Regions from separate parts of the Homo sapiens genome. Here region 1 is linked to region 2. Evidence: chromatin loops called from intact Hi-C (ENCODE). Cell type or tissue: Caco-2. All regions are shown on one strand. Links, peaks and the distances in the headings refer to the core of each region. The heading gives the core; the rest is flanking DNA. Region 1 overlaps SLC44A1 (solute carrier family 44 member 1). Region 2 overlaps SLC44A1 (solute carrier family 44 member 1).

Region 1 (12,567 bases), core at 2,834-10,833, 67 kb after region 2:
GCACACTAATCATTTGTGCTCCAGAGTCAACTTTATTGAGGCCATTTTCTTCACCCTTTCCTCTCTTACTGCTCTCCAGAGCCTTGTTGGCACTCAATATTAATAACACAAGCATCAATTATATTAACCCTTTCGAAGGCCATGAATCTCCAAAGACTGACTAAACATATAAATATCCATTACTTATTTAAAAGTGTATTTTCAGGAATTGGTGAATTATGGGGAAAGAACACAATTACAGTAACAAGTAGTAAACTTGCTGTCATGACAGACTTGTTCAGACTTAGTTCTTAGAAGAAAATATGGAAGGGCCCTGGAGGATACGCACAGTAGCCATTGGTCCTTACTTAGAGTCTGAAGTTTATAACCACCACTTTCAGACTCTGCTCCAAACTGTCGTACCCTGGCCTCTATAGTTTGAGGTGCACTGATTTAAAACCAACCTACACATAGACTTTAAAGAGAGAACAAACAGGCGTGGTGGCTCACACCTGTAATGCCAGCATTTTGGGAGGCCTAGGCGGGCGGATCACCTGAGGTCAGGAATTTGAGACCAGCCTGGCCAACATGGTGAAACCCCCTCTCTACCAAAAAAAAAAAACAAAAACAAAAACAAAAATTAGCCAGGTGTTGTGGTTGGCGCCTATAATCCCAGCTACTTGGGAGGCTGAGGCATGAGAATCCCTTGAATCCGGGAGGTAGGGGTTGCAGTGAGCCAAGACTGCGCCGCTGCACTCCAGCCTAGGCAACAGTGCAAAACTCCATCCCAAAAAACAAAACAAAACAACAAACAGCAAACAGCACACACAACCTCTGAAATTAAGAGACAAAAAAGTGGTATCTAAGGTACATTCAATCTACCATTTAATATAGCAGTCCTTGGAACAGCAGAGGGAAATACAGCAGGAAGTGCACAGGCTTGGAACTACTCCCAGTTTTACACTACTTGGGCGATCCTAGTCAAGGTACCTAGCCTTTCTGAGTTTCTGTTTCCTCCTCTGTAAAATGAGGCTAACTGGGACCCACCTCAGAGTTATGAGAATAAAATGAGAACTGCATGTAAAGCGCTTAGCCCAGAGGCTACCACACAGTAAATCCCCAGCAATGACTGGTGTTCTCTATATTCTATATGCTCATGACTTAAAGCATTTTCTGAAATCCAGTTCTGGGTCTTCAATTCCCTATGGAAAATACCGCCTGGAGGTATTAATATCAGTACCACCTCCAGTCAGTCCATACAAAATTGAATTCATCTTCCCCTCTCCACAAACTAGTCCCCATCTCAACTAACATGTCTAGCCATTATAATACCCTTCTTCCATGATGTGGCGTTCAAAACATCTGTTCTTTCCTTCTCTTTCATCCCACATATCCAGATTAAGTCAGGAAGGTCTATTTTATTTTGACTCCACAATAACTCTTCTCTGTTTCCTGTTTACACTGGTATGAGTTACTGAACAGCTCCCTGGGCGGCCTCTGCCTTCTATTTCTCCCATTCAGGTGCAGTTATGCTGTCAAATTAATCTTCCTTAAACCACTCTGAAAACTCCTCCATGGCTGCCCATTTTCCTCCCCTTCAAATATGAATGCCTTCCCCAAATGCAACATAACATCTCTTCACTCCACTCTGGTCAGGTCTCCTTTCCATACTGACAAGCAGCAAGTTATTGTCTGCTTCCTTGCCTTTGACCAACTGTTCTTTACACTGGAATTCCTCTCCCTGCTTTCTACTAAAATCTGTCTGCCCTTCACTTTTTCTAAACCCCATTCTTCCAGACCAGATCTTTTGCTGGAGAATCATTTTCAGGAAGCCAACTCCCCAACTATTCTTTCCTCTCTTGGTTTCCCCGTCCCCTGAACTCCTTGCCACCCAATTTAGCCTCTAATTATTTATGTTTGTTTCTCTCTTTGCACTCATTTTCTAGACACAGTTTACAATCTGGGAGCCAGGCACGGTAGCTCATGCCTGTAATCCCAGCACTTCGGAGGCCAAGATGGGTGGATCCCTTGAGCCCAGGAATTTGAGGCCAGCCTGGGCAACATAGGGAGACAAGACCTCGTCTCTACAAAAAAATACAGGCCAGGCACAGTGGCTCACGCCTGTAATCTCGGCACTTTGGGAGGCCAAGGCGGGCAGACCATCTGAGGTCAGGAGTTTGAGACCAGCCTGATCAACATGGTGAAACCCCATCTCTACCAGAAATACAAAATTAGCCAGGCGTGGTGGCACATGCTTGTAATCGCAGCTACTTGGGAGGCTGAGGCAGGAGACTCGCTTGAACCCGGGATGCGGAGGTTGCAGTGAGCTGAGATCATGCCACTGTACTCCAGTATGGGCAACAAGAGCGAAACTCCGTCTCAAAGAAAACAAAAACAAAAACAAAAAAAGGCCGGGCGCAGTGGCTCACACCTGTAATCCCAGCACTTTGGGAGGCCAAGGCGGGTGGATTACCTGAGGTCAGGAGTTCGAGAGCAGCCTGACCAACATGGTGAAATCCCACCTCTACTAAAATACAAAAATTAGCCCTCTGTCGTGGTGGGCACCTGTAATCCCAGCTACTCAGGAGGCTGAGGCAGGAGAATGCTTGAACCTGGGAGGTGGAGGTTAAAGTGAGCTGAGATCACGCCACTGCACTTCAGCCTGGGTGACACAGCAAGAGTCCATCTCAAAAAATAATAAAATAAAATAAAATAAAATAAAATAAAATAAAATAAAATAAAATAAAATAAAAATAATACAAAAATTAGCTGGGCGTGGTAGTGCATGCCTGTAGTCCCAGCTACTTGGGAAGCTCAACCAGGAGGATAGCTTGAGCCCAGGAGATTGATGCTGCAGTGAGCTGAGATCTCACCACCGCACTCCAACCTGGGTGACAGAGAGAGACCCTGTCTCAAAAAAAAAAAAAAAGAGTTTCCAGCCATTTTGTAATCTTAAGAATGAAAGCCATATGCTTACATAATGAAACCAAAAGGAGAGTGGGTCTTTGATAAACGAGGAGTCTCATATTAGCCCTGAAACACTACTTCTGGACTTACTTTGGGTAAGAAATACATTTTTATCTGGTTTATCTAGTTTCTTTCAGTTTTCTGTCATATGCAGCTGGATCTAACTCTTAAATGATACTCTGTCTCACAATAAAATTACCACAAGAATATAAACCAGGCTGGGTGTGGTGGCTCATGCCTGTAATTCCAGCACTTTGAGAGGCTGAGGTGGGCAGATCACTTGAGCTCAGGAGTTCAAGACCAGCCTGGGCAACATGGCAAAACTCCATCTCTACAAAAAATACAAAAATTAGCAGGCATGGTGGTACATGCCTGCAGTCCCAGCTACTCGGGAGGCTGAGGTGGGAGGATTGCTTGAGTCTGGGAGGTGGAGGTTGCAGTGAGCCGAGATCCACTACTGCACTCCAGCCAGGGTGACAGAGCAAGACCCTGTCTCAAAAATAAAAATAAAATTTTTGGAAGTCAGGGTACCTTTCCAAAACTCAAACACAAAAACATTTTTAAGGGAAGGATTAATGGTTATTAGAACATCAGGGAGATTTAGTTTACATTAATATTGTAATTTCTGAGATACATTCATGAGTTGTGCAGTTTGCTAAAAGTATCTGAGGCAAGTTTTATTATTGTTTATATTTTATAGCTGGTGAAACTCAGGCACCAAAGGTTAAAGAATGTGGTCCAAATAACTCAACTAGTGATAAGGTGGGATTCAAATTGATATAGTCTGGCTATAGAGCCCACCCTCCTGCCAGTACACAATGATGTTCAATCCTCTGGATTCTAACAGCTGTTTAGAGAAGAAATAGTGAAAGGACTTCTGAGGAAGGCAAAAGGCTACTCAATGACTAAGGCAGGACCATTTAGTTGGCAATGAGGAAGTATAACAGACTAAATTCAAATGGATTTTATTAAGAAACAGGAAGAAAGTTTTACAGCAAATATATGATGTTTTAAATTAAACTTTTTGCCATTATAAATAATGCTACAATAAAAAGATTCTTACATATAGCATTACTCAACTTTAGAATTACCAAATAAAGGATGTTAACTTTTTTATGGCTCTTAATGTATCTCAAGAGGGTCATTCCAATTTATTCAGCAAATCAATAAAGTATATTTGAGTCAAAACCACTTGGGCAATTAATATTATTTTGTTAACTATTACCAAAGTTACAGCTGTGAAAGGATGCCTCTATGCTTTAATTTGGTTGTTAACAAGATTGAACATATTTACACACTGGTTTATTTCCTTCTGTAAATTATGTATTGCAAGGATGCATTTTATATACTGTGAGAACTCTTTATATCAGAGATATTCTAAATAATGACATGACTTTTCAGTTTAATTATTAAAAAAAAAAAAAAACAAAAAAACCTGAAAGTAAGCAGGTTAAAACAAAAGAAAACAGAGGCTCTCTTTTTTTCCCTCTTTAGTGGATTGTACTCATTATTACAGCTCCTTAAGTGTATCAGCTGGAGGTGGAAAAAAAATAAGGAAAATAAAAACTATCAGTTTTTTGATACTCAATTTTGAAACAGAGATAAACACAGACAGAAGTGAGACTTCAAAAGAGGTAGAAAAGGAGATTGTAAGCTAGAGAGAGAAGAGGTTATACTAACAGCCAAGGTGCTCTTGAAGGACCATGGCCTGCAAGAATACTAACTCACCACTTAACCATTATTCCAACCTCAAATGCTCTTCTTCATCTGAAGCTGTCCTTAGCTCAGAATGGGAAAGATGCAGTGGGGGTGAGCAAAAAAGAAAGACAGGGGTTTCAGCAATGGCTTGAGCAGCATCACTAGGACAAGAAGATAACTAACTGTGTGACTTTGAACTACGAACTGTGAAGTTCATAATGGGGCTATAAGTAAAATGTTAGGAAACACTATAGAAGTCTGATTTAAAGACAAAAGAAAATGGCAAAACCATAGCAGATAGTATTGGCTGCCTACCCAGTCACCACGCCCAATCCTGCATCCCTGCCGCCACCTTGCTGGCAAAGTCCTCCTTTTGTTCCGGTGTTGCCCTGCCCCTCACTTGACTCAGAGGGAAGTCCTGGTTACTCTAAATCAATTGCAGAGTCCTTTGCCTTCCTCTTGTTAGAGCTTGTTTAGGGATAAGTGTGCAGCCCTCTCTAATTCCCATGAAAGGAAAACCACTGGAGATTGTCAGCTCAGCAAAAGACGGTAAGAAGAGCCATAGCCATCTTGGGATCTTGAGGGGAGCTAATTAAGAAAAAGCTACCTTCCGTAAAATGACAAAAAAGAAACAAGGAGAGAACTTACGTCCTTGCTGACATCAAGCCACTGAACTAACCAACCTGAAAGCTACCCTACCCCTTGACCTATAGGAGATAATCAATTTTCCTTAATGTTTTAGCTATTTGGATTTAAGGGTTTTTTTTATTATTATTATTTGTTTGTTTCTTTGTTTAAGACAGGGTCTCAGCCAGGCACAGTGGCTCACGCCTATAATCCCAGCACTTTGGGAGGCCGAGGCAGGCAGATCACAAGGTCAGGAGTTCGAGACCAGCCTGGCCAACATAGAAACCTCATCTCTACTAAAAATACATAAAATTAGCCAGGTGTGGTGGCGGGTACCTGTAGTCCAAGCTACTTGGAGGCTGAGGCAGGAGAATCGCTTAAACCCGGGAGGCGGAGATTGCAGTGAGCTGAGATTGTGTCACTGCACTCCAGCCTGGGCAACAGAGCGAGACTCTGTCTCAAAAAAAAATAAAGACAGGGTCTGGCTCTGCCACCCAGGCCGGAATACAGGCACGATCATAGCTCAATGCAGCCTCAACCTCCCAGACTCAAGAGATCTTCCTCCCACCTCAGCCTCCTGAGTAGCTGAGACCAAAAGCACACGACACCATACCTGGCTAATTTGTTTTGCTATTTTTTGTAGAGATGGGTCTCACTATATTGCCCAGGATGGTCTAGAACTCCTGGCTTCAAGTAATCCTCCTGCCTCAGCCTCCCAAAGTGTTGGGATTATACGTGTGAGCCACCAAACCCAGCCTTTTTTATTTCTTATAGCTGTAACATCATAAGTAGTTCAAAATGAAGAATTTTCTGAGATCATAATCATGATTATATTATCACAAATCTACAAAAACAAACAAACTTTAATACCTTCCCTGCTACTTAAATATCTTGAAGTAATCATGTTTCCAATTTTTCCATCTTCCTGCTGGTTTTTTTACTTTACATATTATAAACATATCCAGAAGTCAAACACTTCCATTTAATAATTTTCAGCATTTCTGGCAACCTTAAAAATTTGAATAAAAGTTGCTTTTAAGGGTTTTCCTACTAAATAAGTCTAAATATCTGGTTGTGGGATATTGTAGAGAGTAACTAAAAGGAATAATAATATTTTCACAAAAAAATAAATTCCAGGGGTTTATCAACCAAATGTTTGTTAAATGAATCCTATTATACAACATTATCATATTATACAATTACAAAGGAGTCCCCCAGAGGGGAAAAACTGGCATCCCTCTATTGAGTATAATAAAACATACTGAAAAATGTAAATCTGTTTTTTAAATTGCCAAAAAAATTACTAAATTTTACACAATGCATAAATTCAAAATTGGAACATTATGCTATGCTATATTCCAAATAAATTAGAAAACAAAAAGTATCAAAAAGGAGGAAATATTACTGTGTCAAAAACTTTAACCATCTTCACAGAGTGAATTCCCACAGCAGAGATAACAATGTCTAACTCTTTAATGACTTAAATTTTTCACCAGCTCAAACACGTTTTCTTTACAACGCTTGCCATAAAGTCTCACCCATTTGTGCCTGCTATAAAAACATCACCACTGTAAATCTGACTGGTCCATTACTTGAGCGCACTAGCCCTTTCCTGTCCACCTTGACCCAGTAACTTACACCTTTATAAGTATACTTGCTCCATACGTGACATGTATACCTTCAACAGACAAGCTGCTTAAGAGAGCCCTGAACATGCTGTTAAGAGTCTTCCAAAGAAGAATCGTTTTAAAATTCTTATAATGAATTTTAAAACCCCAGTGTTCTAAGGTAGGAGTTCAATCACCTCTATCCATGGAGGGAAACAGAATATCTGTTAATTCATTCAAATATTTCATGAGTACCTACCATGTATTGGTACCAGCTAAGCACCAAGATGGCAATAAACAAAGCAAACACGGCCCCTCTCTTCATCAACTCAGCCTAGAGCAAGGGTCAGCAAACATTTTCTGTAAAGGGACACAGAGTAAATATTTATGCTTGCAGGCCATAAGGCCTCTGTCACAACTACTCAACTCTGACACTGTCATATGAAAGCAGCTATAGACAAGTAAATGAATTAATATGACTGTGTCCCAATAAAACCTTGTGAATGAAATTAAAATTTCATAATTTATTAAATAAATTTCTCATGAAATCATATTCTTTTGATTTGTTTCAACCACTTAAAAACGTAAAGACCATTCTTAGCTCGTAAGCCATAAAAAACAGGTAGCAGGTCAGATTTGGCCCATGGGCTGTAGTTTGCCGCCACCTAGTCTAGACATTAATATTAACTGTAAAATTACGTGTTTACTGCTTTAAGTGCTCACAGGGAAAACACATAAGGCTATGAGAGTTTAATGAGGAGACATGGCCTAGTTTGAAGGGATCAGAAAAGGCTTTTCCAAGGAAGTGACTTTCAGACTGAAACTTAAAGCAACCAGCCAAAAGCCAGGGAGCAAAGCAAAGAGCCTCCTAGACAAGTGAACCACATATGCAAAAGCCCTCTAAGAGGAAGGAATACAACCAACTGAAGAATCTGTGAGGCTGCAGTGCAATGAGCAAAGAAAAGCACACCACAAGGTGACCCTATAGAGAGATGGAGAACAGCCACACACAGGGTCTTGTTGTCCAGGGTCAAGGGTTCTGGTCTTTGTCCTAAGAGCAATGGGAAACCATTAAAGGGTTTTAAGTAGGAGAGGAACACAATTAGCTTGGGATTTTTCAAAGATCACCAAGACTGCAATACGAAGAAAAATTAGAAGGGAGCATGAACAGTTACGGAGAGATCTGTAACCAAGGTACTGGGCTGGAGATGACAGAGGCTTGAACCGGAGTGCTGGCAGTGACGTTGAGAAGGTCAAAGAGGCAAGATGTGGTGACTAGATATAGAAGAGTGAGAGGCAGGTTCCCTACAGGACTCGAGTCTCCAGTTTCCACAACCAGGGCATTGGTATCATTCGGTGAACCAGAGATAAAGTACTGAAAAAGCCGGGGGTGAGGGGTACGATTTTGAGGACAGATTTAAACATGCTGAGTTTGAGTTGCCTGTACAATATTCTAGTGTAAATGCTAATTAATCAGTTGGATATAAGGATCAGCGACCAGGACAGTAATTTAGTTTGGGAACTGTTAACATACAGACTGTAACTGAAGCCATACGAGGGATGAAATTACCTAGAGAAAGGGTAAGGAAGAGTGGCTCTCAAACTTGGTGACACACGAGGGCTACCAGGGGAACTTTTAAAAGTTTTGATGCTGGCTACTCTGGGTGTACTATTATGGGTTAGCCCTGCTCTGCAAGAAGCACTTATAAAACAGAAAAAAAAACTTTTTTTGATGCCCAGCCCGCAGTCTTGGACCAATACATAAGAATCTTTGGGAATAGGACCCAGGCATCACTTCCATAACATTTGTAAACTTCTCCAAGTGATTCCAATGTGCAGCCAAGGATGAAAGGAAAAGAAAGCCTGAGACATTAAGAATTAATAGTACTGTACTACAGAAAGGACAAGAGATTAAGAGATTAAGCAGGTTTCTAATCCCAGCTACCTCATAATGTATCTCTCTGACCTCAGTCTACTTCATATCTCTACATTCTAGTTTAGATCAACAGAAAAGTGATAGTAGGTTTATCTCATATATCCCCTATAGTCCCAAAAATCTGAGGCAAAATTACAAAATTGAAATATTTCATTCTTTCTTTGCAGTTTGAGCAGGGGAAAGGGGAGCATAGAAAAACAACTATCAACCAATTACTGGTAGTAGAATATATTTTTATGAATAATTTTCCCAGGCCAATAACATTTTTAAATGACTGTACTGTTAACACATCAAATAGTATTTGATAGTATAGTATTTGTTAAGCCTGGAAGCATTCTAAGTGGACTAGTTTTGCTGTACCATGCTACTCTCCAGATGGCAACTGTAGAAAGTTCAAAATGGTGGTGTGAAATTTAACTTGGAAATTCCTTAATTCAAAATTTTATCTTTAGAAAAGTAAACATTTTCTAAAGATAAAAAAGTAGGCCGGGTGCAGTGGCTCACACCTATAATCCTAGCACTTTGGGAGGCCAAGGCAGGAGCATAGTTTGAACCCGGGAGTTTGAGACCAGCCTAGGCAACATAGTGGGATCCTGTCTCTACAAAAAATTTAAAACATTAAAAAAATAGCCAGGCGTGAGCTCGTGCCTATAGTCTCAGCTACTCAGGAGGCTGAGGTGGGAGGATCACTTGAGCCCAGAAGATCAAAGCTGCAGTGAGCTATGATCATGCCATTGCACTCTAGCCTGGGTGACAAAGCAAGACCCTACTTCACAAAAAAAAAAAAAAAAAAATTAGTAAACTGCAATTTAAGATTTGGGAATTGGCCGGGCATGGAGGCTCATGCCTGTAATCCCAGCACTTTGGGAGGCTGAGGCGGGTGGATCATCTGAGGTCAGGAGTTCGAGACCACCCTGGCCAACATGGTGAAAACTCGTCTCTACTAAAAATACAAAAAAAAAAAAAAATTAGCTGGGTGTGGTGGCGAGCACCTGTAATCCCAGCTACTTGAGAAGCTGAGGCAGTAGAATCACTTGAACCCGGGAGGCAGAGGTTGCAGTGAACCGAGATTATGCCACCACACTCCAGCCTGGGCGATGAGAGCCAAACTCTGGCTCAAAAAAAAAAAAAAAATTACCATTTCTACATTATTTTCCAATTTCGAAATTAACTTTGATTTACATATTTTGAGGAGTAGATCCTCTATGCTAACAACACAGTATTCAGAAGATGAAGGAAAAAAAAGGCTTCATGCCATGACTTCTGTTCCCGTTAGATGAAGTTTACTTTGCAGGTCTTAATTTAACTGAGCAACTTTAGTCTCTGTGGGTAATTCCCACTACACTCTTCAAATTTAATTTTTACCATCTCACTTCAAACTCCACAAAGCTGATACAGATGATGGTATTATTAAAATTGTTAAAGCACAGTTAGCATATGCAAATATTAACCAGCATTTGTAAACCACTTCTGATTGTTTTTTATTACTCCCAAAACAGAATATGAGTGCTACAAAAAGACAGTTAAATATACAGCCTTCAATTTGAAGACAATGGGATGAGACAGTGGACAAATGTCTCCTAACGCTAGACAGACAAGCGGCAGTTTGTTCAACTTGAAAGATTCTCCTCCATCCCTCTTACAACATTTAAGGTTAGAACTGAAGGACACAGAACTTCACAGAACTTGCAAAATCTCCTGGCCTCTAAAGCACTGCTGTGAGAAATAATCATCTAGCCATTAAGGACAAAGACTTACGGCAATTTGCTAAGTAATCTTTCAAAAGATTCATTCAAACTGGTTTGTCAATGGGAAAGAGCATTTAATAAATCTGAAGATTTACAAGTGAAATTTGAAGTTTAACATTACAAGGATAGAAATTATGTCAGGTTATACCAGAACAAATGAATTATAGGGAGATGGGAATAAATTTTAAGAGCCTTAGGGAGGATTAGTACTGTAAAAAGAAACTCAAGACTATCTTACTTTTACGTTCCCCTCAAAAGACTTTTAGGCAAAGACTGTCCTGTGTTGGTTTGTATTGAGCAATTACCAATATTAGTAAACAACTTGTAATGGTCACTAATTTTTAAAAAATAATTTAAAAAGTTCCTTAAGAGCCCTGACTCACTAGACACTTTTAAGATCCTAGATGTACATAGCTGATACAGCACAAATTATTTTGCCAATAATCTGCTCCTCTAGCAATGAAATGCTAGTATAGAATGTGACACTTTTCTTTGATCTAAATCCTAAAACAGTATAATTATTTTGATGGAAAATCATGATACCCAGACACTGCCAAGAAAATGAAAATAATACCAGGACAGATTACAAGAGATCAAAGTTTGGAAGACCACAAACTCTTTTATGAGAATCTACAACATAGCAAGAGACTGTAAGGGAAAATAAATTATATTTCAAAAGTGAAGCCCTGCTACAAAAAGAAAATGCACTTTATTTACATTGATAAAACCTGCCAGAGCTTTAAAGTTGCTGAAGATACTGCTGAGAAAAGCTAAACTGAACTGCAGATTACCTCAAAGCACACTGTTTTCATGTGTTGTGTAGGTTATCATTAGAGTTTGCAGACAAGCTCTTTTAAGATGTTGTAGCCACTGCTCCAACTAAAACATACACATTAAGCAGGTCATCAGGAGCAAAGGAAAACCTTGAACAATTTTGCAAGCTGATGGTACCACTGAAAGAACAGGAAGGGATATAGAAAAGGCAGGTAAATTTTAACTTAAACAGTCCAGGTTTGAGTTTAGAAGAGGACAGCTTGGCAAAATTAATCAACCAGCCCATAGAATTTACAAACAGTAGATGGGTCAGGTCTAGATTCACATTCGATGCCACTTGCCAGCCAGAGGTTCAAATATATGTCTACATATTCCCTCCAGTGACTACTGCTGAGCAACTATTAAGTACAAGGTACAGTGAGGCACTGCAGTAGATACACAAATAAGGAAAACAAAAACAGTTCCTGTGCTCAAGAAGCTTACAATCCAGTAGAAGGCATGAAACAAACATATTCTGAGTGAAAATACATTTGAGACCCCTGATAGGGAGCGGTGGCTCATGTCTGTAATACCAGCACTTTGGGAGGCCGAGGTGGGTAGATCACCCGAGGTCAGGAGTTCGAGACCAGCCTGACCAACATGGCAAAACCCTGTCTCTACCAAAAATACAAAATTAGCCAGATGAGCTGGTGCATACCTATAATCCCAGCTACTTGGGAAGCTGAGGCAGGAAAATCGCTCGAACCCAGGAGGCGGAGGTTGCAGTGAGCTGAGATCGCACCACTGCACTCCAGCAGCCTGGGCAACAAAAGCGAAACCCCGTCTGAAGAAAAACAAAAAAAAGAAGAAAATACTTTTGAGACCCCTAAGAGAGGCTGGAGAAGATGTGGAGTTGCAACCCTATTTTGTTTAAAAACACATATAGGAACAACAGTATTCTAAAACTGGTAATGCTCCTGAAAGGAGAGTTAAAATACCAGCCGATTAGTAACATTTCACAAATGAAGAAGGATGCCAAAAATCTCAAATAAGAAAAAAAAAAAAAAATCACCAGCTCTTTGGCACAAAACCTGCTCCTCAATGCTCCACTGAACACTACAAGTCCCTAAAGCTGAACTTAAAAGCATGTGACAGCTGTTGATTGGTTATAGGAATCCACAGGAAAAAAATGCACCCCTTGGGTGCATGACATGCATCTTATCTGTGGAACAAGGCATGTTCTACAGTGAGA
Region 2 (12,567 bases), core at 2,884-10,883:
CAACTTTAGCTGGGTGCATTAGCTCTTGTCTGTAATCCCAGTACTTTGGGAGACAAGGGCAGGAGGATCACTTGAGGCCAGGAATTTGAGACTAGCCTGGGCAACACAGCCAGACCCCATCCCTACAAAAAATACAAAAATTAGCCAGATGTGGTGACACACGCCTGTAGTCCCAGCTGCTTGGGAGGCTGAGCTGGGAGGATTACTCAAGCCCAAGAGGTTGAGGCTGCAGTGAACCAAGGTGGTACCACTGCACTCCAACCTAGGTGACAAAGCAAGACCTGCCTGGTCTCTTAAAAAAGAACATTTCACATAAAAAAACAATTTTCTACTTAGTCCAATAAATTGAAAGAACACTCCTAAATCAACTTGTTTCAGCACTCATACTGAGAAATAATATGTGTCATGGGCCAATGGCCAGAAATTTCATTTTCTTTTTAGTTTATCAGCTTTTCTGAAATATAATTAACATACCATAAAATTCACCTGTGTAAACTGTGCAATTCAATGTTTTAAGTATATTTGACGGAGTTGTTCATCTCATTACTACAATCTAATTTTAGAACCTTTTGTCACCCCCAAAAGAAACCTCCTATCCATTAGAATTACTCCTCATCTGTTATGGTATAAATATTTGTCCCCTCCAAAACTCATGTTGAAATTTAATCCCCAGTGTGGCAGTATTGAGAGGTGGTGCCTTTAAGAGGTGATTGGATTATGAGAGTTCCTCCCTTGTTAATGGATTAATGAATTATCATGGGAGGGGAATTGGTGGCTTTGTAAGAAGAGAGATGTGAGCTAGCATATCAGCACACTCGACCCCTCATCATGTGATACCCTGAGCTATCTCAGGACTCTGCACAGAGTCCCCACCAGCAAAAGGCTCTCATGAGATGTAGAACCTCCATCTTGGACTTCTCAACCTCCATAATTATAAGAAATACATTCCTTTTTCTTTATAAATTACCCAGTTGCAGGTATTCTGCTGTAGGCAACAGAAAACGAGTGAATACATCATCCTTCCATGTCCAACTACTCCCCAGCCCTAGGCAACTACTAATCTACCTTATGTCTCTATACATTTGTCTATTCTATACATTTCATATAAAGAGAATTGTACCATATGTGGCTGGCTTCTTTTATGTAGTGTAACACTTTCAAGGTTCATCCATGCCATGGCATATATAAGCACTTCATTCCTTTTAATGGCTGAATAACTTTTCATTGTGTGGATATACCACATTTTGTTTATCCTGTCATCAGTTGATGTACATTTGTGCTGTTTTCTGTTTTTGGCTATTAGATGCTGCAGCTGCTATGAATGTTCATGTACAAGTCTTTGTGGGGACATCTGTTTTTAGTTCTCTTGGGTAGATACGAAGGAGTGGAATTGCTGGATCATATGGTAACTCTATGTTTGATATTTTGATGGACTGTCAGATTGTTTACAAGAGCAGCTATCATATTTTACATTCCCAGCAGCAACGTATGAGGGCTCCAATTTCTCCACATTCTCACCAACATCTGTAACTGCCTTTTTATTATAATTATTCTAGTGGATGTGAAATAGTAACTTATTGTTGTTTTGATTTGCATTTCTTGATAGCTAATGATGTTGGCTATCTTTTCATGTGCCTGTTAGACATTCACATAGCTGTTTTGGAGAAATGTCCCTCGGAATCCTTTGCCTATCACAGATTTCTTTCAGATCTCTGAGTAAGACAGAGTAAGGCACAGATATTCACTAGATATTGTCACAACATTATGAAAAAATTATATTACAACAAAAAGCAAGGATGACAGTAGAGTAAAAACAGCACTTGGAGGCCAGGCGTGGTGGCTCATGCCTGCAATCCCAGCACTTTGGGAGGCCGAGGCAGGTGGATTGCTTGAGGCCAGGAGTTTGAGACCAGCCTGGCCAACACAGTGAAACCCCATCTCTACAAAAAAAATACAAAAATTGGCCAGGTGTGGTGGCACACAACTGTAATCCCAGATACTCAGGAGGCTAAGGCAGGAGAATCACTTGAACCCAGGAGGTGGAGGTTGCAGTGAGCCGAGATCACCCCACTGCACTCCCACCTAGACCACAGAGTGAAACTCTGTCTTTAAAAAAAAAAAAAAAAATTCCGGGCACGGTGAATCACGCCTGTAATCCTGATCACGAGGTCAGGAGATCGAGACCATCCTGGCTAACACATACAAAAAATTAGCCGGGCGTGGTGGCGGGCGCCTGTAGTCCCAGCTACTCGGGAGGCTGAGGCAGGAGAATGGCGTGAATCCGGGAGGTGGAGCTTGCAGTGAGCCTAGATCGCACCACTGCACTCCAGCCTGGGCGACAGAGCAAGACTCCGTCAAAAACAAAAACAAAAACAAAAACAAAAAGCACTTGGGAGAAAGTACAGGAGTCAAAGGACTAGAGGTCGAAGAATGGCTGCAGTGGGCAAAAAAGGACATGCAATGCAAGATGGAAGGACAGAAGACCATGGTGAGAGTGGGGAAAGTTTAGAATTACTCTGAATTGATTTTATAGGTAGAACAATTAAGGGTGATGACAAAGACCAAGCTGTGTCTATGAAAAACGGAACCCTGAAAGCCTCCCCTGAGAAAAAATTTAAGCAGTTCCCAGGGATAGTGAGAATCAATGAGACAGAATATGTGAGAGTGCTTTGTAAACTACATAAATTTAACAGTTGGTTAAAATAGCTGTGTTTTCCCCATCTAGGTTAAAAAGGGACGAAGCCTTGATTAAGTAACTTTGAAGCTTGTTTTAGATGATGATAATGAAGATGATTATAATAAACAACAGTTAACGTTCACGATACCAGGCACTGTGCTAAGGAGTATACATGATTTATGATCTTTACTCCTCTAAAACACCCAAGGAAGTACTGCTATTATTTTCATTTTACAAATGAAGATCTTTAGGCCAAACATTACTGTTGTTATTTTCAACAGTGTAACCTGTCCTTTGATTATCTGCCTACTGGATCTACTCGTACAGATACATCCCCAGTTGCATGAAAAATCTTACCTATCATAGAAAAACTCTAAATGTTGTTCCCATTGTATTGCTTTTATATCAGAGAATCAAATTTTTGATAATCAAACATGCCTACCTTGGTATTATTTAATTTCTTTCTTTTTTTTTTTTTTTTTTTTGAGATGGAGTTTCACTCTGTTGCCCAGGCTGTAGTGCAATGGCATGATCTCGGCTCACTGCAACCTCTGCCTCCTGGGTTCAAGCAATTCTCCTGTCTCAGCCTTCCAAGTGGCTGGGATTACAGGTGCCCGCCACCACGCCTGGTGGTGTATTTTTTTTTTTTTAATAGACGGGGTGTTGGCCAGGCTGGTCTCAAACTCCTGACCTCAAGTAACCCGCCCGCCTTGACCTCCCAAAGTGCTGGGATTACAGACATGAGCCACTGCGCCCAGCCTTATTTAATTTCTTTATTGCCTCAACAATGTATCAATTATTGAAATTATACAAAGTATAATATTCATTTATAATATTGAAATTATACAAAATATAACAACCATTAAAGTATAATATTCATTCAATTATACAAAGTAGAACATTGATTTTAAAATATTTAACCCATGTGGAACTTATTTTGCATGGTATGAGATTAAAGTAGATCTAAATGTAGCTTTCTTCACAGTATCACTCAACCCAATATTTTTTGTTAAACACTGACTACTTTCACAGTATTTATTTCTGCTGTTTCTATTTTGTTCCAATCACTGTTCTTAACCTATGTCCAGGTAGTCTTGTTGTTGTCCTTTGGAACAGGTTTCGGCCTAGAATGGCAATACCCCTTTCATTCTCCTCTAAGTGACACAATTATTAATTAGATAATGACAACCATAGATACACGACCTGTACTCACACAATGAGTAACCCTTCACTCCCACCTTTTATTTGGCTAGTATGCTAACTGCCAACATTTAAAAATCATAAGACTGATACACTCTTCTACTCATTAACAGACTTCCGGCTTCTTTTGAAAACTTAGCATCACTGGCCCCATCTACCCATATGCCAAAACTCACCCCAATTAGCAGCTATCTCCTTTACATGGGGCACACACACGTAAAGTCCAAAGTGTCCAATATTCCCTGTTGTCTTATATCCAACCCATGGTGAAACCCATATGTTTCCCTTCCTGCCTTCAAAACCAGAAAGTTCACAGCTAATTTAGTGCTTTATGTCAGTAACTACACTTAGCCTAGATTTCTGGTCTCATCTCTTCTCCACTTCCACGGTGTGCCTCCTGATCTTTTTTATTCCCATTTCATTGTCTTACAATATATGCACCTACTTCTAATCCTTTCAAATTATTTTGTGAATGAGAAACAATTTAAAAACATTTCTCCTCTGAAATTCTTCCCTGATCCTTTACTCTGTGATTTATACTATCAATCAAGTTCAATGCACATCCTACTGGGATCTTAACTGGCACTTTATTAAATCTATATAATAACTTTGTTAGTATTGTCATCTTTACTATATTAAGACTACTCAACCAGAAGTAGATTATATCTCTCTTGTTTTTTTTTTTTAATTAAAATACTATAACTCTCTGTATTTGGTCCCACATATATCCTGTTAGATTTTATTTTAATAAAACAAGTATTATATTTTTCATTGTATTTTCTGTGCACTGATAAGACAAACGACTGACTTTAGTTAGGCATCTGCTTTATAACCTATAATTTAAGCGCCTCATTTCAAGATACGTTTTTGTTGAATCTCCTAAACATTCCAGGTTATAGTCCCTTGTCACTGGCAAATAGTATTATTTTTCTTTCTAACTACCTATACATATTCTAGTTATCTCTTTTATTATGATTTGCTGCAACTAGTTATTTAAAATAGTGCTATTAAAAAGATGATGTCCTTGCTTATTTAATTTGAGGTAAACTATTTCTATTTCTCCATAATACTGGTAGCTGCTATTACTAGAAACTCCATCAGCCTCCTTTCATGCCATCAAACCTATAACAAAATCTATTTTTGACAAAGGTGGCAAAGTAATTCAATGGGGAAGATAGTCTTTTCAATAAATGCTTCTGGAATAACTGTATTTTTGTATGGGAGAAAAAAGATAAACCTTGACCTTTTCTTCACACCATAATCAAAAATTAAATCAAAATGAATCATATATATCAACATAAGCGCTAACTAAAAAACTTTCAGTAGAAAGCACAAAAAAAAATCATTGTGAATTTGGGGTAAGGCAGTAATTTCCCAGATAGTACACAAAAAACATGAGCCATTAATAAAAACAAACAAATTCAACTTTATCAAAATGTAAAACTTTTGCTCATCAAAAGATGTCACTAAGAAAACAAAAAGCAAACCAAAGATTAGAAAAAATAATTGCAAAACACTTACCTAACAAAGGTCTTGTATACAGATTTAGTGCTCATAACTCATTAAGACTAACCAGTTTGTTTTAAAATATGCAAGATATGAATACTTCACAAAAGAAAACAGATGGATGGTCAACCAGCACTTAAAAAGATGGTCAACATCATCGGTCATTAGAAACATGCAAATTAAAACCACAGTGAGATACCACTACAGATTCACTAGAATGGCTAAGAATAAAAAGAACAGAGACATGCATGGTGACATGCATGGGACTGTACCTATAGTCCCAGCTATATGGGAGCCTCAGGGTCACTTAAGGCCAGGAATTCGAGGCTGTAGCGTGCTATAATCATGCCAATAAATAGCCATGGCACTCCAAACTGTGCAACATAGTGAGATCCTATCTCTAAAAAAAATAAAATAAAATAAAATGTAACAAATAACAAAAAGTCTCATAATACAAAATGTTAGGAGGAAGTGAAGCAAATATAACCCTCCTACTATTGTAGTGGGAATGCAAAATAGTGCAGCAACCACTTTGGGAAACAGCTTGATAATTTCTTATAAAGTTAAACATCCTCACCACATGACTCTGCAATCTCAATGCTATATATCTAACTCTTCAAGAGTAATGAAATATATTAAATTACATACACAAATTGTTAAAGCAGTATTACTCACAATAGTAAAAAAAAAAAAAAAAAAAAAGTTAAATATTGAAATAACCCAAATGGCAAAAAACCTAGTGAACAGATAAACTGTGTTATAGCCACACAATGGAATATTTCTCAGTAATTTAAAAGGAACTAACCACTGATGTATTTAACAACATGCATGAATCTCAGTAGCATTATTATATGTTTTAAAAGGTAGACACAAAATACTACATAATATATAATTATTTGTATATGACATTCTAGAAAAAACAAAACTATACTACGAAAAGCAGATCAGTGGTTGTCTAGGGACAAGAATGGGGGCAAGGACTGACTACAAAGGGGCACAAGGTAATTTTCTAAGAGCAAAAGAAGTATGGATTGTGATGGAGGATGCATGACTGCATATAGTTACCAAATTCAAACTACACTTGAATGAGTAAATTTTACTATATGTAAGTTATAACTCAACAAAACTATAACAATGAAATATTTTTAAATTTCTTCCTGAAAATCGACTTTACAAAATCCAATTTAATTTAATGAGCCCCAGTGTGTAGTAAGAATTTAACCTTACTCAGAAAGAGATCTGGACTTTGCCCTTCACTTCTGGGAGTTAATTTCTAAGCCTTATAGGAGTGTCTTTGTTTACTTGGTGCTCTTGGGTCACAGAAGTCTAACAATGTGTTTTAGGGTTGGGGTAGACCACTCCACATACTATTTAGGGTGGGCGTCGACCACCCTAGAAAGACCAACAATGTTGTTTAGATTAAGAGTTTGGGATCACATGGTATCAAATTGACCAGAGGAGCTGGAGACTGGAGCCTGAGTCAGCCATATAATGGAGTCCCAACAAAAATTATGAACACTGAGGCTTAGGTGAGCTTCTTTGGTTAGCCATACTCTGTGTATTGTCACACACTGACACTGAGAAAGTACTGTGCTCGGACTCCGTGTACTCCACTCTCCCCAAGGGAGACAACAATGGAAGCTCTGCCCCATGCACTCCTTTTGTTGGCTGATTTTACTCTATATCCTTTCCTAAAAATAAACCATAACCATGAGTACAGTAGCGTTCAGTGAGTTCTGCAAGTCTTCCTGGCAAATAATTTGCCAGGAAATAGGTGGTTTTATGGACCCCTGATCTTGCAATTGGGGTCAGATATAAGGGTGGTTGTGTGTGGACTGTGTGCCCTCTAACTTCTTAGATGCCCTCAACTCTGACACCCAGGTAAACACAAGTGGGTGGCAAACCCACTTGATTGCCATCAAACTCATAGTTGAAGCAGTTAATAATTACCTGAAGTATATTACAAAGGTCATTGTCTATCAGCTCATGAACAATGACTAAAGCTTGTAAAAATCTTCACAGGTGTCAGGTAACCTAGAACCAACTCAAGTAGTGAGACTTCAGATTGAGCATTTGTACCAGCTGTTTAACTTAGACATGGCAAACATATACACCTAGTCAAACAACACGGAGAAAAACCAATCATCCCTTCCTTGCCGCCTAGCTGCATACATGTCATCTAATTCTGTTAAACAGGTTTTCACTTCCCTATTTAGAATTGGCAAAACATTTTGACTTTGAACTCCCGCATTTTCTAAGGTACGTAGCTGGATCTCCTCTTTCAAATTGCTCGCAGTATTTTCCACAGCAAGTATTATCCTAAAGGCAGAAATGCACTAGCAATACAGATGTTACCTTTGTAAAGAGTTTAAAAATTTAGGCTTAAGAGTAGTATGGTCACAAAATATGACAAAAAAATCTCCATAAATTTACCTTCTGAAAATTTAGTTAGCGTCTTTACAACTTCTAATATTTTCCATGAGAGGGAATGAAAGTTTAGGAAAAAAACTGTATAGGCCGGGTGTAGTGGCTCACGCCTATAATCCCAGCACTTTGGGAGGCTGAGGTGGGGGGAACATTGAGGTCAGGAGTTCAAGACTGGCCTGGCCAACATGGTGAAACTCCATCTCTACTAAAAATACAAAAATTAGCTGGGTGTGGTGGCAGGTGCTTGTGATCCCAGCTACTTGGGAGGCTAAGGCAGGAGAATCTATTGAACTCGGGAGGCGGAGGTTGCAGTGAGCTGAGATCTTGCCCATTGCACTCCAGCCTGGGTGACAGGGCGAGACTCCATCTCAAAAAACAAACAAACAAAAAAACCTGTATAAATAATACAATAAGTTTTCATTTAGAACGTCACAGATGTTACTATTTCCAAATGCTTGTAAATTTGGGAGGAAATAAGTTCTCAAATACAAGTTTATGTGAGGTATCTATCTAGGCTGCTCTTTTCCACTTTATGCTAAAGTGGGAGTGACAGTAGGTTAGAGTTAGAATCAGAGAGTACTGACAGGAGACAGAGAGAGGAGTGCTTTCCCTCAAAGCAAAGCCAAATTCATCAAAGGCTTAGAGCATCTCCATTTGTTTAAACGTATCCCTAAGTGTGGGAAGAAGTAGGTGATCTACTGGGCTGCTCTGAGGAATACCTTGACAACAGGTAGGGAGAATACTCTGTAAAACTTAAGAATTAGTCCAATGGACAAATGTATACCTCTCTTCTTCTGAGCTTCTACAACTCCACAAGATAGAGTCAGGAGTACAAGATAGAGTCAGGAGCACCTTCCTGTGTGTGCCAGTCTTCTCTGGGCTTTAGGATGGCCAACAAGAATTCCAACCTGTAGACTCAACCACACTATTCCTCAGACAGTGAGAACCAAGCTTGGTATTCTAATCAGAATTCCATCTTCACTAGAAGATGGGCTCCTGGAGCCACCTCTCAGTCCCCAAACCCTCATAACCATCTAGTCACCTCTTCGTCCAATCACCATTATGTGTACCATCCTTCCACAGCCGACTTTACTTGACTTTACCCTGATAAAATGCAAGCCCTGCCTTGAACCCCCAAAATATGACAAAAAATATTTTCAAAGACATCTCCATAAACTTACCTTCTGAAAATTTAGTTAGCATCTTTATACCTAAATGAGGCTCCAAAACTCTGCCTAAAATTACCCTGTCCCTGAAACCCTGTCACTGGCTGAGAGTCTTCAACTCATATGTACAACCTGCAACCAAGATGCTGCCCTAAGGGGAGGTCAGAGAGATTCAAGACTGAGAATCTGACCCAATTTTGCTGGAGGATGGGAGTCATGAGCCATAGAATATATGCTATAGAATATATGTTACCTCCAGAAGCTGAAACTGACTCTCAGTTTATAGCCAGCAAGGAGATAGGAACTCAGTCCTACAGCCATGTGAAACTGAATTCTGTCAATAGCCTCAATGAGCTTGGAAGAGGATTCATTCCCTAGAACCTCAAGAAAAAAATCACAGCCCTGTCAACACTTTGATTTCAGCCTTCAAAACCCACAGCAACCAGCTAAGCCATGCTGTGCACAGACTTCTGATTTACAGAACTTCGTTGTTAAAAGCAATGAATTTGCTTCAGTTTCCGATTTACAGAACTTCATTGTTTAAAGCTTCTTACTTTATGGTAATTTGTTACAGCAACATTAGGAAAGTAATACAATGGTGGTTCCAGTACTATCACCAAATTGCCTTCTTTTCCTCTCCCCACCAGCCTGCTGTTAGGAACTCAGGAAAGTGGAGTCACTCAGCTTTCAATAGACAACACTTTTACATGACATTTCATCACTGAACTGTCATAATTTCTCTATGTATTTTGTCTTCCCCACTAGAATGCAAGGTCTTCAAGCACAGGGACTACAGATGTCTTTTTATCCTTTTTTTCCATTACCCAAGTAATGTATATATCGATTATAGAAAACTTAGGAAAAAAGAGATAAGTATAAAATTAAAACCATCCATAATTCAACAGCTAATCACACTGTTGACATTTTCATGTCATTCTATACTTTTCTATGTACATGTATATTTTTACATTTATAAATAAAATCATGCTGTACATACTGGTTTGCAATTCATTTTTCCCTTAATAATGTTATGCATATATTGCATGCTATGGACATACTTCTACAGCATCATTTTTACTGACTCCACAGTATCTAAGACCGGGCCAGGACCTCCCATTGTAACCTTTCTCATGGCCTTCCCATTATAACCTCTCATACCCTTACACCTCTCTCTTCAAAACGCTTCCTATAGCTATAATAATTTGTGATTGTATGATGATTTTATTGTTGTCTCCACAAAACTGTAATTCCCATGAGATAAAAAAAAAAGTATGTTTATTTTGCTCAAGACTATAATCTCAAGTGCCTAACTCAAAGAAGATGGCCAGGAAACAGAGTTCACAAATGAATGAATGAATGAATTTAACCAAACGCTTTTTTCAACCACTTAGGTCGCTTGTTATTTTAGTATTCGTAATAGTGGTCTGTAGGACACAGCTGATTTTCCATAAATATTTGCTGAGGGCTAAATAAAATAATAAACATAATTTTCAAAAAAGGTGAAGGATAGTCACTCAGTAAACAGCAATATGATTTAAGTCATCACGAGGAAGAGAAGTCCTAGTCACATAATGAAACACTGTACAAGTGCTTAGCTGATAAGAGGATCTTCCATGCAAATATTTTAGCATATTTTATCTATATTTTTCTAGTTCTTTTTCAAACAGGAACAGGTATGCACAGTCGATAAGATTCAGTAACTCTTTAAAAAGTCTTCAAAAGAGGCATGTTTTACATGCTAATTAAAGAATAATATTCTCCCTAAAATAGATGGTTATGTGGTATAGTATAGGCCCAGAAAGTTTGGCAATCATTTAAAGTGTGAGCACAGTTTTCATATTGGTACAATCCCCTAAATAATCCTCTGCATAAGTTAATATGTGATCACGGGGTAGACTGAACCAGAGACACTAAAGATACAGGACTATGACTTTAAAGAAGGTGATCAGTGGCCACTAAAGTCCTATTCTGTATATGTGTAGATATTGCAAATATGGAGTTTCCTTAAAATAAGACCACTGTTTATTAAACAATCAATTATCTTACTTAAAAAAACCCTACTATCAATTTGAAGCTAAGTATTTTTCAGTAAATATTGAAAACATACAAATGGTAAAAAAAAAAAAAAAACAAACAAAAAAACGCAGTTCATCATCACAATTCATATTCTTTATTTGACAGAGAAAGAAATAGACAAAATTGCCTTCAAATTACTCAAAGCCTTCCTAGATTGTATAAGGGCTTTGGTGCCTTTCAAAGTTTTTTTAATGTGAATGGGGACTCGTCAAGTTCCCCTAAAAATTTCTTTCATCTTTAAACGTTAGGAGGGAGAAACTCCCAAAGCAAAAAAGGTGGGAAACTGGAATTACCATACAGCTCACCAGATCTATTTTAGTGTATGATGCGAAGAGCACCGACTGAGGGTGAGAATTGAGTGCTGGTCTGTCTCCATCAAGTCACTCATGTTTCCTAGACTCAGTTTCTTCACCTGTAATATGATCTCAAGGATTGTTTTAGCACATACATTTTAAACTTTGAGTATCTTGCCAATGAGAACAATTAAGAGAAAGAAGTAAAACTCACACTCTGATTCTGTTTTTACTAGGTAATCTGGTAAAGATTATGCAGGAAATTGAAAAGAGCTCAAATAAAATGCACCCCCTATAGATTTTACTCATACATAGATGCTATCATCCTCCGCAGACCTCTAGTTCTTTACAACCTGTTAATACAGATTATCTGACATTGGAGAGGCATTTTAGGGCAATGGAGACTTTATCAGTGACTGGGACTTTAAATGCCTTCCTTGGAAGAAAGACAAGAAGATAAAAAAGAAAATTAGATTTGTGCAAAAATATATGTTTAAAACCTCTATGGAATAATTGATACTGATGTGTGAGATACACTGGGAAAACTTCTTGGAGTAACAAAGAAAGTAGACACTAAGCTCTGTGTTAGGACTGTTTGAAGAATGAGGGAAAAGTTCTAATAATGACTTAATACTTATGTCAAAAAGATTAAGAGCAGTTCCTTACTTACTGTCACCCAGTTTTACAATGATGGCCTATGCTTACTAAGAGCTACCACCACTTTGCCATATCTTCTCCCATCTCAGGCACCCAGCACATGGGAGCATCTTTGATAGAAGCACAACATCCCTGCCCTCACCCCAATCTTCTCCCCAGAGGCAAACAAAGCTAGACCTTTTGTCCCAGCTCAGTCCACACACTCACTAATTCAGGCATCTTGCAACTAAACAGGACCATTTCTGCTCTGTCCAAATTGATATGGAAGACAGCGAGCTTCCTCTCTGGCAATAATAACAATATTAGTAATAAGGCTGGGCGCAGTCGTGCACGCCTGTAATCCTAGCACTTTGGGAGGTCGAGGTGGACAGATTGCCTGAGCTCAGGAGTTCGAGACCAGCCTGGGCAACATGGCGAAACCCAGTCTCTACTAAAAATACAAAAAAAAATTAGCCAGGCACGGTGGTGCATGCCTGTGGTCCCAGCTAACTCAGGAGGCTGAGGCAGGAGAATCACTTGAACCCAGGAGGCAGAGGTTGCAGTGAACCAAGATCACGCCATTGCA

What was found. Peaks named below come from ENCODE experiments on the same cell type or tissue, not always from the same donor. Only the 100,000 strongest peaks of a DNase experiment are listed, where the experiment ranks them.
Region 1: it touches region 2 in a loop (5-fold over the local background); 9 of 110 quality-filtered maps call a loop at or near these places.

What each region holds. Positions count from the first base shown.
Region 1 is chr9:105,246,907-105,259,473 of GRCh38, reverse strand. The region is part of intron 1 of SLC44A1 (solute carrier family 44 member 1); the gene reads right to left. Among named protein-coding and RNA genes, the nearest start is that of SLC44A1, 8.5 kb to the right of the region's middle. In Caco-2, for the core only: no CTCF peak of the experiment used is centred there; no DNase peak of the experiment used is centred there.
Region 2 is chr9:105,313,811-105,326,377 of GRCh38, reverse strand. The region is part of intron 3 of SLC44A1 (solute carrier family 44 member 1); the gene reads right to left. Among named protein-coding and RNA genes, the nearest start is that of SLC44A1, 75 kb to the right of the region's middle. In Caco-2, for the core only: no CTCF peak of the experiment used is centred there; DNase peaks (open chromatin) are centred at 7,247 and 7,517.